Linked DNA regions of Homo sapiens: region 2 is linked to region 1. The links are chromatin loops, found by intact Hi-C in ENCODE. Cell type or tissue: dorsolateral prefrontal cortex. All regions are shown on one strand.

Evidence for each region. A loop is a pair of places that touch in the nucleus more often than their neighbours do. Peaks named below come from ENCODE experiments on the same cell type or tissue, not always from the same donor. Only the 100,000 strongest peaks of a DNase experiment are listed, where the experiment ranks them.
Region 2: a loop joins it to region 1, with 4 times the contacts of the local background. A loop is called at or near these places in 7 of 110 quality-filtered maps.

Annotation. Positions count from the first base shown.
Region 1 is chr10:96,370,903-96,378,902 of GRCh38, reverse strand. It overlaps TLL2 (tolloid like 2), which reads left to right. Exons shown (of 21, transcript NM_012465.4): 18 at 2,084-2,211; 19 at 5,094-5,307. Among named protein-coding and RNA genes, the nearest start is that of OPALIN, 16 kb to the right of the region's middle. In dorsolateral prefrontal cortex, CTCF peaks have their summits at 3,213 and 3,413 (motif pointing left); DNase peaks (open chromatin) are centred at 3,412 and 4,094; H3K4me3 peaks cover 1,602 bases; H3K27ac peaks cover 2,390 bases.
Region 2 is chr10:96,553,151-96,561,150 of GRCh38, reverse strand. It overlaps TM9SF3 (transmembrane 9 superfamily member 3), which reads left to right. Exons shown (of 15, transcript NM_020123.4): 5 at 1,415-1,492. It also overlaps the pseudogene NPM1P26. Among named protein-coding and RNA genes, the nearest start is that of TM9SF3, 30 kb to the left of the region's middle. In dorsolateral prefrontal cortex, a CTCF peak has its summit at 4,972 (motif pointing right); no DNase peak of the experiment used is centred here.

The sequences.
Region 1 (8,000 bases):
TGCATGTGCATGAGTAAGGAGGTGCGGCGAGGACCTCTTCCACCTTCTGAGCTGAGGCCCAGCAACTGCTGTCCTTGCGGGAGAGTTTTCCCCAGGGCATCTCGCTCCTTCAGGAGGCACCTGGGGGCCTCAGGTGCTCTAGGCTGTTATTTTTGTAAGTGATTAAGCCTGCAGGCTCTGGAATCCAATTACCTAGGTCTAAATCCTGGCTCTGCCGTTCCCTAGCTGTGTGACCTTGGGCAAGCTATTTAACCTCTCTGAGCCTCAGTTTTTTCTTTAGTTAAAAGGGTCTAAACATACCTCCTTCTTAAAGTTTTTGTGAGGATTAAAAGAATGCCTAGAAAGTATTTCAGACTCTCTGACACATGTTATGTCCTCAAATGTCAATAAAGATCAGCCATTTATGTCTTTGTCATATATTAATTACCATATGCAGGTCCCATTGGAAAATAGGATTTGGGGAAAGCTTTGCTCCATTCTCCATTACACTGTGGGGAATTCTTCAGGGCCAGGTGGCTTTTACTGTCCAGTCATCCTGGAAAAAGCCTTCCTTCTGTTCTTACCCTGCCCAGTGAAGGGATTTCGAACATTTATGACAAACACACAGGCTTCCAGGCCTTGGCTCCAGCCACGAAACCCTGCAAAGGAAGTCAAGGGTGGAGGAAGATGTGGAAGACACACACCCTGATCTCTGGAATAAACAGTCTGGATTTAGGAGATTTGGCTGGGTGCCGCAGAGTCTGGTCAGGATCTGCCTAGAATGTTAAAGGAGGCGCTGACACATCTTCAGGAGGAGGTGGCCACCCTCCAAGCCCAGCCCTAGGGCATGGTCACAGGTGGCGGAGGGGCTGGGTGGGAGGCTGCTGGAAGAACTGAGCTGGGAAGGAACAGTCAAGCCCCTGTGAGATGGGCCCGGGCCAGGACCAGGCTTGCCTCCTGCAGTGTGGGAGAGGACAGGAGTGACGTCAACTCTCCCAAGATCCCACCCCTGAATAGTGGCTGCATTCATGTGGGTTGACCCCAACAGCAGGGGGTGTCAGAGCAACATCTCAGGAGCTGAGCAAATGTCCCAGGAGCTGAGCCACTGCCCCTTTGAGCACCTGTTCTCTGCGTTGGCTGCAGAGCAGATGTAGCACTGAGCAGAGGCAAATCTCTTTGGAACATCCTCGAAGCTGTTTCCTCCCCTTCCTGCCCCCGGCCCTCCTCACCTGCCTCTCCAGCTTCTTCAGTGTGGAGCCTCCGTGTTTGTGATACAGTCCACCGTGCTTTCTAAGCAGTGGTAGACTGGCCTCAAAGCCAGGCAGGCCAAGTTCGAGTCCCAGCTCTGCCCCCTATCAGCAAGGCACTGACCCTCTCCAAACCTATTTTCTTATTTGGGAAGTGAGAAGGACTAAAAGAGAGGATGCATGGAAAATGCTGACCACAGTGCCCACCACAGAAGAGAAATGGCAGCTATTGGCCAAGATGCCAGGCATTGAACAAGTTGTGGGACCACTCTTGGCAAATAGCACTGTAACCAGGACAAACTTGGTAGACTCCAAATAAAGCCACTTTGAAAAACTAAAAGAAGCTTATGGATGGATGATGAAGGAGGCCTCTGTTAGCCAAGATGCACTGAGCACTTACCATGGGCTGGCATGCCCTAAGCCTTTCCCATGCATTATCTCATTCGATCACATATCACCCTGACTAGAGTGGCACCCTTTTACAAATAAGGACACCGAAGCTTACATAAGAGCCCCAAGTCCCACAGATTGTAGGTGGCAGAACCAGGACATGGGCCGAGGCCCACCTGACCCCACTGCCAGTGCTTTTAACATATTTGCAAGGATAACTGCAATGTGGATAGGAATAGAAAGATAGCCTGGCCCCCGAGCCACAGTCAGGAAGGCAGAAAAGCCAGTGCAAGTAAACCAGCACATCCCTGAGCCAGGAGATACCTGATTCAGGATACCCCACCCCCATATTTGATAAAGACCCTGAGACAATTAGGAGAGAGGGGAGGAGACCCCCCTAGAATCCTTCTTGTGCTGCCCACAGTGAATGACTTCTCTCTTTGTATGTGTCCCCCTGCCACCCCCAGCTGGCTGTGCACACAAGATCAGCAGTGTGGAGGGGACCCTGGCGAGCCCCAACTGGCCTGACAAATACCCCAGCCGGAGGGAGTGTACCTGGAACATCTCTTCGACTGCAGGCCACAGAGTGAAACTCGTGAGTCATTTTTGTAGTTTATTGAGAATGTGGACTTGAGTATCAGGCAGATGTGCGTTTGAGTCTCTGCTCTGCCACTTCCCAGCTCTGTAACTTGGAAGTTACTCAACATTTCCAGGTCTCAGTTTCATTATCTGGAAAACATGGATACTAATGAAGCCTACTTCATCGGGCTGTTGTGCAGATTAAAAGAGACAACGCACAAAAGCTCTATAGGTCACACCTGGGCACAGTGGGACCCGCAGGAGGCGGCATCCACCACCCACATCTGCAGTGCTGTTTGAGATTCACTTGTTTCCAGTTTTAATTTTTTACAAGACAATACAGTCTCATGATTAAAAATGAGATGAATCAGTACAGGAGGTTGGAAATAGAAATCAAAAGACCCCAGAGCCCCCATTTCCACTCTAGAAATGACCACTCTAAACACATTCTTATGGATCCTTCTAGAAATTTTCTGTGCACAATCATGACTGTCAGTGCACAGGGAAATATATATGTTTTTGTTACTCAAATTCCTCTAATAAAATCCCATTCGTATTTTTTCTACAACTTACTTTTTTTTCCCATTAGTAATAGGAGACTAAGTTCTTTATGCAAATTCCCTCTTGAATTAAAAATTTTCCCCAAGCCTTTATTTGAAGTCTTTTTCACGTATATGATGTGTGGTTTGCACAGTTATTTCAAAGGAGAGTTGAATCTCCTAGGAGTCTCATTTCTCAACCCCCAGGGACTCCCACACTTTGGAGAATAAAGAACCCCTTTTGCCAGCTGGAGAATGTATTGTACTTCAGGCAGATGGACATTTTTTAAATGGGTTTTTCTGACTGTAGAGGTAAGTAGGATTGACCCTATGAACTGTGGACGATAACTCAGGGAGAATGGAAGAGAACAGAGAGGGAAAAGTCCATGATCAATGGACTATGGCGCAGGGACTTGCAGGTTGTTTATTGGTGAGAGCCATGAGTGAGGAGCAGAAGAGGCGAATGGGCCCCCAGGGCGTCGAGGGGTGAAGACAGGGCCTCTGACCACAGGGTGCTCCCAGCGGGCAGTTCACATGCTGGGCTGCCCGTGGGGAAACTGCTGCTCTGCTAAGAGCTGGTATCCCGGGTCAGCCTTGAATCTGGGTGAGGATGAACTGAAGAGAGCCTTAGGGAAAGGCACTGCTTCTCCAAGACCGCCATCTGCTGGGAAATGTTCGCAATGGCAACATAGAGCCCCGAGGACCTCGGGGGAGGCGCCTTCTGGCGTTGGGAGCGCGCAAACGCACAACGGGAAGCGTTTGCCCGAGGCTCACAGACTCACGTGGTAGTTTCCAAAAGGCGTTCCCTTGGGAAACGGATGGTGGCTATATTGATTGCGCGCTTTTCGCTACCATAGAATGTGAGTTGAATACTTCTCAAGGAAGCTGGTGGTGTTCACTGCATGTGGGTGGCGACAGGGCGCCCCATGGACCTCCTGGGAGCTCCCTGCCTGCTGAGCCTAAGGCTCCCTTCCACTGCATGGCCGTCCCGGTGCCACTGCTCCCCTGTCCCGTGTCTCTACCCACCACCTTGGCCCAGTGCTCCCTATGTCACTGGCGGGAGAGCTTTGCCCAAGTACGTTAGTGTGTGGGAGTCATTCTTCTGAAAGCCTGCATTGCCGTGCTGGTCCCTTCCCCCTCCCAACCTCCATCTCTGCGCTGCCAGGCCAGCCCCGCTCTTTTGAATTGACACCCCCCCCCCCCCCCCGCAACTAATGTCCTGTCTCCCTGCTCTGTCATTTGGTCCAAGTCTTCATCTAACACCGTCCCCGCTCACCTTATCCCATCTCCCTTGACGCTGGGGCTCCCATCAGTCGGCCACCTACCCAGCATCTGAGAAGCCTGCATTCAGGGCTGAAAAGCCTGGAATGGTGCGGCGCCCCTGGCGAGCGTTAGGGGACAGTCCTTAGGGGGAACAGGGAGAGGTGAGGCAGCATAACCTGATGACTGATAGCAGTGGGGGTTGGAGAAGGCTAGCTGGGGTCAAGTTCAGCTTCATCTGTCTCCAGCTGTGTGAGCTGGGGCAGGCCAGCCAGCTTCTCTAAAACTCATTTTCCCCATCTGCATGTTGGAAATAATAACAGCTCTTCCTTCACAGCATCACCAGAAGTAAGAGAGAAAATGCGCATAAATGCTTGGCATGGAATAAACACTCGGCGAGAGTCAGCCACCATGAGGGTGCTGCCTGGAGCAGCGTGCACCTCATACAACCTCACCAGCGTCATTTGTACTAAAGGGTCGTGCAGCAGAGTGCACAGGTCAACAGCAGGGTCTCTGATGCCAGAGCACCAGATCATGGCCCAACTCTCAGTATGTGACCTTGGGCAAGTCATCTGACAGCGATGAGCCTCATTTTCCTCACCTGTAAAGCGGGGATTAGACACATCACAGGGGTGTAAAGATTAAATGAGGCGATACTTGTAAAGCATTTAAAACAGCTGCCGACAGAGTGGGCACTCAGCCCTTGCTGGCTCTTAGCCCTAAGTGAGAGAGAAGCTGTGTGATGGGATGGAAGGAAGACAGATTTGGGCTGTGTAAAGCCTGGCTCTGTCGCTTAATAGCTGTCAAAATGTCAAGCATTTAATCTCTGAACCCCTGCTCTCTCATCTGCAGTGTGGTCATTGTAGCAATAGCTCATGTAACTACTTCATAGGGCCACTTGCTGGACCAAAAGCAAGGCGGAGGTTGAGACCCTCTCTACAGATGTCCTCAAGCATCATCACGGCCACACACCCCCTGCACAGCCAGCTGGACGTCTCCCTGCACTGCCTCGCCCCTTCCTGTCCCAGAACTGGAAAGGAGGCCCCCACCCCAGCTGAACGCCAGGCCCTTGCCTTACTTTCTGCTCTTCTGTCCCCAGACCTTTAATGAGTTTGAGATCGAGCAGCACCAGGAATGTGCCTATGACCACCTGGAAATGTATGACGGGCCGGACAGCCTGGCCCCCATTCTGGGCCGTTTCTGCGGCAGCAAGAAACCAGACCCCACGGTGGCTTCCGGCAGCAGTATGTTTCTCAGGTTTTATTCGGATGCCTCAGTGCAGAGGAAAGGCTTCCAGGCAGTGCACAGCACAGGTACCTGGGGTGGGACACTGGCTTCCACCTGATGAGCACTTGGACAGGAGACAGAGAAATGGTGAAGGCACGACAAGGACTGCCTTTTATTCTGACTGGGGGAGGGCGAGGGGAGGAAGGTGCGTGATAAAATGTCCTATTAAAATGAAGCATCAAGCTGGGCGTGGTGGCTCATGCCTGTAATCCCAGCACTTTGGGAGGCCGAGGCAGGCGGATCATCTGAGGTCAGGAGTTCGAGACCAGCCTGGGCAACATGGTGAAACCCCGTCTCTACTAAAAATACAAAATTAGCTGGGCATGGTGGTTGGTGCCTGTAATTCCAGCTACTCAGGAGGCTGAGGCAGGAGAATTGCTTGAACCTGGAGGCAGAGATTGCAGTGAGCCAAGATCGTGCCATTGCACTCTAGCCTGGACGATAGAGTGAGACTTTGTCTCTAAAAAAATAAAAAAAATAAAATGAAGCATCAGCAACCAAAGGGAAAAGGGCCGTCTTCTTTCAATGTCCTTAATTGACGCAATTTGAAATGGACAACCCTTTGTTAGTGCCCCATTTTTTCCTCCCTCCTTCTTTCCTTCCTTTCTTCCTCTCTTTTAAAAATATATTTTGGCCGGGCACGGTGGCTCACACCTGTAATCCCAGAACTTTGGGAGGCTGAGTGGGGAGGATTGCTTGAGCCCAGGAGTTCAAGACCTGCCAGGGCAAGATGGTGAGACCACCCCCCGATCTCTACAAAATAAAAACTAGAAAACATAGCGAGGCGTGGTGGTCCCAGCTACCCTGGAGGCCGAAGCAGGAGAATTGCTGGAGCCCAGGAGTTCAAAGCTTCAGTGAGCTCTGATCACGCCACTGCACTCCGGCCCAGGTATTTTGCTGGTCTATGAAGTCCAGAAGTTGGGTAACTGAGTGGTGAAAACAGCCCTTTTATCCCTGTAAGGACCAGTTCTGGAAAGTGAAAAATGTTTCTGTTCCCCGTGATTTTTTCTTCCATTCAAAATGTAAATAGCACTATTAGGTCCTTTGGTGGGAAATGTACGTGCTTATAACTTATATTATCTACTTCGTTAAGTAGAAGAATGTCAGGAAGAAATTTGGCTCTGCTCTTTAGCCATTAAAATGTTGCCACCTGGGACTAGTGCCCACAGAAGCAAATCTGACCCTTTGATCCTGATGTACAATTGTGTCCTTTGTCAGAGCTGGTGACCACCCAAAGCCCACTCTGCTTCTGTAATGCTGAGTCTGAGCTCACGATCATGGGACCCTGTGATCCTTTTAACAGCCTCTACCTCCAGTTTTTTTTCAGTACCGGAAAATATAAATTAGGTCAAACAAAATGGCGACCAGCATCCTGAGGCAGTTCAGCCTCCTCTTGCACAGCAGAAAACGCTGCATGGTTTGTGGAACCCTGTCAAACTCCCTGAGGAGTTCTAGCTCCCTACAGGGAAGTTTAAAAGCCCTCTTGTCCCTGCAGATAGAGACCAGCAGGAACACAGGTGCTTCAGGGTCCCGGCAGGAAGTGGGGGCACATTCAGAGTCATTATTTGAGAGAAGTTAATAAAGGGACAAGTTACAAAGGGGTGGGAGAGTATGGGACACTGTAGGACAATGAAGCCACCAGAGCTAGGAACTGCAACTCCAGGCCCAGAGGATGAGAGGAGGGAGCAGTTCCTGGAAGCTGGAGACAGAGAGGACTGCATGCAGAGACCCTCTGGCTGCAGCTGTGACCTAAGTGGAAGAAAAGCTGTGGCAATCAGGGGACTAAATACCCTGGCTTCTCTCGCCTCCCTCCCTCTGATCTGCTGGTGCTCCCCATGGCTGAACCTGCAGCAGAAGGCACGGGGTCATCGATGTAGGCCAGGGGTCTGTCTCACGGGGCCCAGGCAGGTGGGGAGGGTGGGGGCGTCCGGCCGGATGGAGGGGAGGCGTCCCACCCTGCTCTGTGCTCATTTCATGACCACCCAGCTCTCAGGAATTTGAAATTTCCCAAAGACAGGTTAGACCTGTAAGACATTCTAAGCCAGAGCCAACACAGGACTCAGAATGGTCAGTCAGACAGGACCGGGGCCAGGCAGGGCGTGGAGCTCCAGCGGGGCCTAGGAGTGTTAGGAGCCAGGTGGCCCAGAATCTACAACAGCGTTTGCCTGGGCCCCTCGGGGGGCATGGAGCACACTGGGGAGGGGCTGTGCAAGAATTTGCTTCCAGAATTTCTGGTGCTTGCTAATCTAGACCAGTCTTATCTATCTATTTTATTTATTTATTTACTTTTTTTTTTTTTTTGATACGGAGTTTTGCTCTGTGGCCCAGGCTGGAGTGCCGTGGCACAATCTCAGTTCACTGCAACCTCCGCCTCCCAGGTTCAAGAGATGCTCCTGCCTCAGCCTCCCGAGTAGCTAGGATTACAGGCGCCCACCACCACACCTAGCTAATTTTGTATTTTCAGTAGAGACAGGGTTTCACCATGTTGGCCAGGCTGGTCGCAAACTCCTGACCTCAAGTGATCCACCCGTCTCGGCCTCCCAAAATGTTGGGATTACAGGCATGAGCCACTGCGCCCGGCCAATATCCATTTTATTTTATGTGGGCTTAAGTGTCCAAGACACAAGGTACTATATATGGGACCAGGGCCAACCAGAGTTACTGTCCTTGTATAATGAAAAAACCCAGAAACAAAGGCTACAGAATACCAGCCCAGAGC
Region 2 (8,000 bases), 180 kb before region 1:
AGGTTCACTGAATCACAGCAATCAGAAGAAACTGCTTTAGGGAACCAAGAGTGAGATTGTTTCCAGCCTAAAGAGGCATCCATGGCAGATCAGAAAAGGAGATTGAGATTAAAATAGAAGACTTCAGTCTGGATTGTTGATGATACTCAGTATGGACTATATTTGTCTCTCCTTTTCTTTTCTCCCCATCTTTGGGCTTAATTTACCAGTAGTGCCCTGAACTGTTCAATGCACTTTTTGTATACTTGCTTGCATTTTTGCTTTAATGTTTTCTACAGAACTAGGTCCTTTTGGTGTTTTAGGAATTTTTTTTCCTGTTTTTGAAGGATTTTTGTCCTTTTGATCTTAGTGTTGATAGTTTTGAGTCTTTTCCATTCTGATTTGACTTTTGTGCATTTTTGGCTGGATTATCTCATGTAGATTTCTTCACTGGTGGTTTTTCTTTAGTTTCCTCATCAAAATCGTCATCATCATCATCATCATCTTCATCAGCAGCAAGTTTTACTTTTTTCTGTGGAACCTTGCTACCACCTCCAGGGACAGATCACTTTCCAGATATCCTTAAGAATTTCGCCTCCTCCTGTTCATCTTCTGATTCTGCATCTTCCTCCACAGCTACTAAATGCTGTCCACTAATATACACTGGCCCTGAACCACACTTCAACCATAAAAGCACTGGTGGTGTGATTTCAAAGCCCCCAAGGGAAACCGTTGGCTGTGCAGACATTTTCAAAGGTGCCAGTGTTATTTAATTGGACTGCCTTCATAATTCATTGCCTCTGCTTCAACAATATGCAATTCATCCTTTGCACCAGCCCCTAAACTGACCGTTCTTAAAGATAATTGGTGCTCATTTTCATCATTATCCACCTTAAAGTGATCATCTTTGTTGGCCTTTAGTTCACAACTGAAAAGATAGTTCTGGGGCCTCAGGGGGCTCATGTCCATGTCCATCGAATCTTCCATGGGGTGGCAGCACGCATTTAGGTGGGAAAGAAGGCAGACGGAGATAAATGACTTCTGCTCAAGAGAACAGCCACGCAGGACAGAATTACACCAGGCAGATGTACAGATTCTTATTTTAATTGATTTAGACACTTGTGATATGAGCTTATACTAATTCAGTTCATATCACATTTATCAGGTCATAATATGTAAGTCAACAAAAGTAAACAGTCCTTGAGAACTGAAATCACCCCTCTGAGGAAAGTTGTTAAGTTTTGTCAATAAACAGAAAAGTTGATTAGTTTTATCATAATCGTTTCCACTTCTCATGTTGTAAGTAACTTTCCTCCATTTCTCTAGTGAATTTTAATTCTAAGTGTGTGTAAATCTATATTTTGCTCAGAGTTTTGTCATCAGATTATTAATTTGTTTACTGGCCTTTATTTTCAAATGAAAAAATTTTTTTTAGGTAAAATGGAAAAAGTCAGATGTGAAATTTGAAGATCGATTTGACAAATATCTTGATCCGTCCTTTTTTCAACATCGGGTAGGTAAATAGTGTATTTTAAGACATTGATTATGTGCACCAATTCGTTCAACAAACATTGAGTATCTGTCATTTGCAGGGCACTGTGTTGAGGACTGTGGATTAAAAGATTTAGCTAATGGTGATTTAAAGTATGAGCTTGAAATCATAAGGGTGATGGGGAGTTTTAGAGGAGCAATCAAAAACTTCCTTCTTTGTGCTTGTGGTTTAAACCAATTAAGAGATAAACGAAGAATATAACATACGGGAAGCCAAAATATCACTAATAAGGTGAATATTAGATGGCTGCGTTGCACAATGAATAGCGCATTGGCCTTCTAATGAGGTGAATATTGGAGAATGTGGCTTATATCTATCTGTGATCAAGTGGGCTTCTTACTACTGAAACTCAGAATTAGACTTAACACACTCAGAGAGTATATTATAGGCTTCCCTACATGGGCACTTGCCCTTATACAACTTACGGTGTGAGAAAGAACAGAATGTATGCATCAGAAGGAGGTAATGAGAGAACGGATTGAGATCAGGAATTTCTGCTTGTGGAAATCCTTCCATGTAGAAAGAAACATCAAGAATGGGAAGAAATGGCCTCCCAGTTCCCCAGCCCCCACCGACAGATACTTGCTGAATTTTAGTTCATAAAGCCGGTAGCATTAGTGTTGGTTTTGTACAGGTAGTTTTGATTCTTTATAGCAAAAATCACACTTTGTTTTGGTGGTTTCCTCCTCAAGGATGGAGATAAAAAGACAAGGCATAAGGGTATCCCTTCTTCTGAATTTCTTCCTGAATTGTTGCTTCTTTCTTTTGATCTAATCTTTTGGACTAGAATTTTAAAGTTTATTAATCACCTATTTTTGAGATGGCCCGTAAGTTTTTGTTGTCTCAGATTTACATATTACTGTTAGGTTCCATTCTTAGACTCTACCGGAACCTATCACTACTTCTGATCTTACTCAGGGGTCAGAGATTTTAACAATTAAGCTATTTGGAATTTAGTCTTTTTTTTTTTTTTTGAGACAGAGCCTTGCTCTGTCCCCTGGGCTGGAGTGCAGTGGCATGATCTTGGCTCACTGCAACCTCCGCCTCCTTGGTTCAAGCGATTCTCCTGCCTCAGCCTCCCGAGTAGCTGGGATTACAGGCACACACCATCATGCCCGGCTAATTTTTGTATTTTTTTTAGTAGGGGTGGGGTTTCACCATGTTGGTCAGGCTGGTCTTGAGCTCCTGACCTCAAGTGATCCACCTGCCCTTAGCCTCCCAAAGTGCTGAGATTACAGGCGTGAGCCACCGCGCCCTGCCTGGATTGTCTTTACTGAAGGATTTAGCATACTACTCTTGGAGCTAAAATTTTTCCCCTACCTCAATCCCCACCTCAACCCCACCTGCTGTGTGTTCTCCTCGAGTATAATGCTCAGGCAATCTTCAATAGGGTATGGACACAGATAATTTCAAGATTTAGATAACATTTGAGAATATGAAGGCTCTTAACTGGCACTCACTACTGGAACTCTTAGGTCTGCCTTGATTCTAGCCCCACTGGACATTGACAACTTAGGGGAAAGACTGCCTTTTAGTATTTTCACTATGGAATGGTATACTGTATTTATTACTTCAACACATATTAATTGAGCACCTGCTATCTGCCAAGCACTGTATTAGGTAAGTAGGATACATTAGAAAATAAAGGCAAAGATCTATACCCTCTAGGAACTTACGTTCTAGTCAAGGAGACGTGAAATAAACACAATAAGTAAAACACACTTTATTCAAAGAGAAGTGTGTCAAAAAAGAAAAAGTAGACAGCAGAACAAGAGTACCAGGGGTCGGGTAAGTTGCAGTTTTATATTATGTAGTCAAGGTAAGCCTCTGAAATGGATTGTTGAGCAAAAGCTTGAAGGAGTTGAAGGAAATAAAGAATGTGGATATTTAGGGGAAAGAGTATTCCAGGTGGAGGCAACACCATTGAAAAGCCTATTAAAGTGAGGATATGCTTACTGTGGTTTGAGGACTAGCAAGAAGATGAAGTCAGAGAGGTAGCAGGAGCCAGATTATCCATGGTCATTTTAAGGACTGCAGATTTTACTCTTAAATGCAAAGGGGGCAGGGGAGCACTGTAGTGTTTTCAGCAGGGGGGTAACAAATCTGACTTTTGTTTTTAAAGGATCAAATTATTATGTGGGTTCAGGAAGTCAAGGGTGGTAGCAGGGTAGGTGATGAAAAGATGTTAGATTGTGAGTATATTTTGAAGTTAAAGCTGGCGGCATTTCGTGATTGATAGGAAGGTGAAGAAGGGTTGAGACAAACTCTAGGGTTTTCAGTCTGAGTGGAGCTGACATCACTGGGGCTGTATTTGGAGGAGATTTAGAGGGGAAGATTAGGGTACAGTTTGGGACATGTTCGTTTTGGTGTGTCTGTACGATATCCAAATGGAGATATTGACCGGCAAATTGGATATATCAGTTCTGGAGTTCAGGAGAGAGGTCTGGGCTAGAGATACAAATTTTGCAGCAATTGGCATATAGATCATATTTGTGGCTATGAGACTGGATGTAATAATTGCTAAGGAAGGGAGATGTAGAGAGAGAAGAGGACCAAGGACTAAGCCCTGGGTGCAGTAGTAAGAGTTTAGGAAGAACAGGGGAGTTCAGTTAAGGGCTTTGCGGGGGAGGGGAAAGTATGGTGTTCTGAATGCCAAGAGAAGAAAGTGTATCATGGAGGATAGAGAGATTAGCTCTGAATTTTTGCTGATGGGTCAAGTAAGATGAGCACTGAAAAGTGACTATTGGATTAACCTGAAGTCATTGGTGAACTTGACAACGATTTTGGTATAATGGTGGGGCATTCAGAACCTGAACAGAGCTGCTGTAAGAGAGAATGGGAAAAGAGGAATTGGAGACGGCAATTATGGACTTGTGAGGAGCTTGGCTGCTAAAGGGAGCAAAGAAATGGTGCAGTAGCCAGTGTGGAAAATGGAATTAGGAGATTTTTCTTTCTTTTTTTTTTAAATGTAAGAAAAACATTAACTTTATATGCTGATGGGGTTCAGTGGAGATTGCAAAACTGGCAATGCAGGAGAAAAAGGAGAGAAATACTGCATCGTTTTCCTTAAGTAGAAGGAAGGGATATGATGTACTGTACAAGTATAAGAATTGCTTCTAATACAGTGACTAATAGCACAGGCAAAGGAGCTAAAGCTGAATTCAAACTGATGCTTTGCCGCTTACTATGACCTTGGTTAAATGATTCAGTTCTTCAGCTTCTGTTCCCTTAATAGTGAAGCAAGGATTATAGTACCTTGCAGAGCTGTTGGGGAATTTCACGTTGATATAAAGCACCTAGTTCAGTGTTTGGCACATAGCAGGTAAGAGGCAGTATTGTTGGTATAGTTATTTATCTCCAGTTGCATTCTAAATTTATGACAAATTGAGGGTGCAGCTTCAGGATTAGTGACACTAGAGGGTGCTGGCATGCAGCATTAGTAGGGTTAGTAAACCCCTTTGTGACACCAGGTTTCTTTATTTTTAAGAAGTATTTTCCCTGGTATAATAATTTCACAATTATACAACATCTCATAATTTTTAGAATAAAGGAATATTACAAAATTTCAGGTTATTACTACATTATAATAGTGTATATCTTAGATTAGAAAATAGCAGAGCCTTGTTAGAAATTACAACATTTTATGTGTGTCTAATTAGTATAGTTACTAGTAACTATATAAAACTTCTTTTATTTTAAAAAATTTGATAAATTGACTAAAAGATGGTATGTGTCATTTTTCTTTCCCTCTTGAGCTTTTCTGGGTTAACATCTCAGGGTGGGAACAAAATCAAATCTTTGGAAAATCATAGACTGCTTTTATGAACCTTAAATGATACTTTTACAATAAACTCAGATTTATATAACCTTTTTTGAGCAAACATTTCAAAAAACAATGCATTTCTTGGTTCCTTTATAATTTTACTGGATGCTCAATAAATAAATTGTTGAATGAAGTAAGGAATAGTCTTCTGAAGAGGCTGTCTCCTGTTTTTCAAGAAGATCCATAGAGTTTATCTCGTTCCTGAAACCTCAGGGTGGATAACAGAGCCTGGACTGCCCTTCAGTTTCATGCACATATTCAGCACGTTAGCCCAAGTTAACATATGTCCTAATCATACACAGCAATGCATATGTATGTACCTGTAGAATTTTAGAGCAGGAGGATATCTATGAAGAACCGGAATATGTAGATAAGAGGTTTCATGGAGGGGAAGGTACTTGTGTTGGAATATGAAGACTGGGTAGAATTTGCTAAGGGGAGTAGAAGTAGATCTATGTGAGAAGAAATTATAAGAAAAATACAGAGGTGGAAGTGAGTATGCTGTGCTTGTGGATTCTTGAAGAGGGATAAGGCTTATTGGAATATAGAATATAATGGAAAGAAAAGTTGACTAGATAAGGTGAGATGGCCATATTACAGGAAGTATAGAATATTGGAGAAAATAGTTTAGATTTGATATGAGAGAAATAGGGTGTACAACTGTAAATTTTAGAATAGAGGAGTGATATATGAACCTGCTTTGGAAAGATTTCCTTGATAGCTTTTTACAGGATAAATTGAAAGGAAGGGGAGAGACCAAAAAAAAAAAAGGCCAACCAGGAGGCCATTAGTGCTATCAAGGTATGAGGTGATGGCATGGGAATGAAGCAGAATGGATAGATACAAGTCATTTTGAAGAAAAATACATGCTTAATATTACCTATGAAGAATTAAGGAGAAGGAAGAGCCAGAGATAATTGTAAAATTTCAAAGCCACATGTTAGTACCATTAGCAGAAGTTAGAGAATCAGAAACAAGTGTTATATATGAGGTGGAAGATTATGAGTGTACTTTAGGGCAGTCTGAGTCTGCAATTCCAGAAACATTCAAGTGGAAATTATTGTAGTTAGCAAAAGCCTGAAACATGAGTGAGAAAGAAGACTAGCAATTTGGGGTGGGATGGGAGGTGGGGGCGAGGGTGTTATCATCATCATTGGAATGCTGGTTAAAAGTTCTGAGAGCCTAAAGAAGTCACAGCAGAGTACTAAGACTGGAGCTTTTGGAGAAGTTCACAAAGGATGGGAGGAGCCAGCATGGAAGATGAAAGAGGAGAAGCAGCGGTCAGTGAAGTAGGATGCTGTAGTGTCAGGAAAGGTCAGATGTGGCAGAGAGATCAAGGAGAGTGAGGCAGATAATTGGCTGCTGAATCGGTTTAGAAGTTCATTGCAGGCCTTTGAGAGAAATTTTGTGGGGCAAAAGTGAGATTGTATTGTGTTTTGGAGGAAGTGAGGGAAGAACTGGAACATGTCTTCTTTGAAAAGTATTGACATTGAAAGGATCGGGAGGTGAGAAGATGAAAAGAATGAGGGACAAAAGATGAAGCAAACACTTCAAAAGAGAATAATAGCAATAACAATAACTTTTAGGTTTTATTTAGTGTTTATGATGTGCCAGGCACTATACTATTTGCTTTACCTTTATTGTTTAAACTCTATGACAACCCCAGGGAGTAGACATCATTGTAGATAAGGACCTTTGGAGATTGCTGATGGCTGGTGAAAGGTGGAGGGGTTGGGATGCAAAATGAGAGGAGAAAAAACACCTCAAAACTGGATGTGGAAAGGTTGTGTCATAGAAGACAGGATTTGCTTCAAGGGAAGGCAGCAGAAAGGATGGCATTGGGGCCTTGAAGAGAGGAGAGAAATTTGGGGACTATCCCTAAAGATCTTTTGGGAATTAAAATGTAAATAAAGAAATAACTGGGCAGTGCCACAGACCTAGTTCAAATCAGATATGCTACATTTTGAGTAGTACCTTGTGATTATGAATCAGAATCTAGATGTAATATTGAAACAAATATGTGGATAAAATCAAAGCCAAGAGCTTCAAGAACATTGAGGAACTAAAGGATACCTCAATATGCTATGGAAAATGGATTTGGAAAGGGCTGAATTATGATGGTGACAGGGTGAGGATGAACTAATCTGGAGCAAGTGAAGCAAATCATTCAGGATGGTGACCTAAGTCCATGGCAGCCAGCTATAATAGTTTAGTCTTAGTATTTTAAGGAGGTTTTCAGATTGTTCAATTAGGGGGAAGGGAACTAACATTTACTGAGTATCTAAGGTGCCATACTTTATATATACATTATTAAGCCCTACAAATCACTTACAAGATAAGTATTAGCTCCTCCATTTTCCAGATGAGAAAACCGCGGTCACATAGTCAGAAACTGGCAATGTTTGACTCCAGAGCCCATGTTTTTTCCATGTAATGCTGAATAGCATAGGTTATATGGCCAAATTGTACTTTTTGTTTTTAACAATAAATTTGATTTTGAAAATTTATATAAATGATAGCATGTTTTCAACATATGGGTGCTTATTGTAAAGAAAGCCAATCCCCTTGGCATAATGAATACTCATCCTCAAAGTGTCTGAAATTTGGATTTTTGTCTAAAGGATTTAATTAAAGACTTTTTTTTTT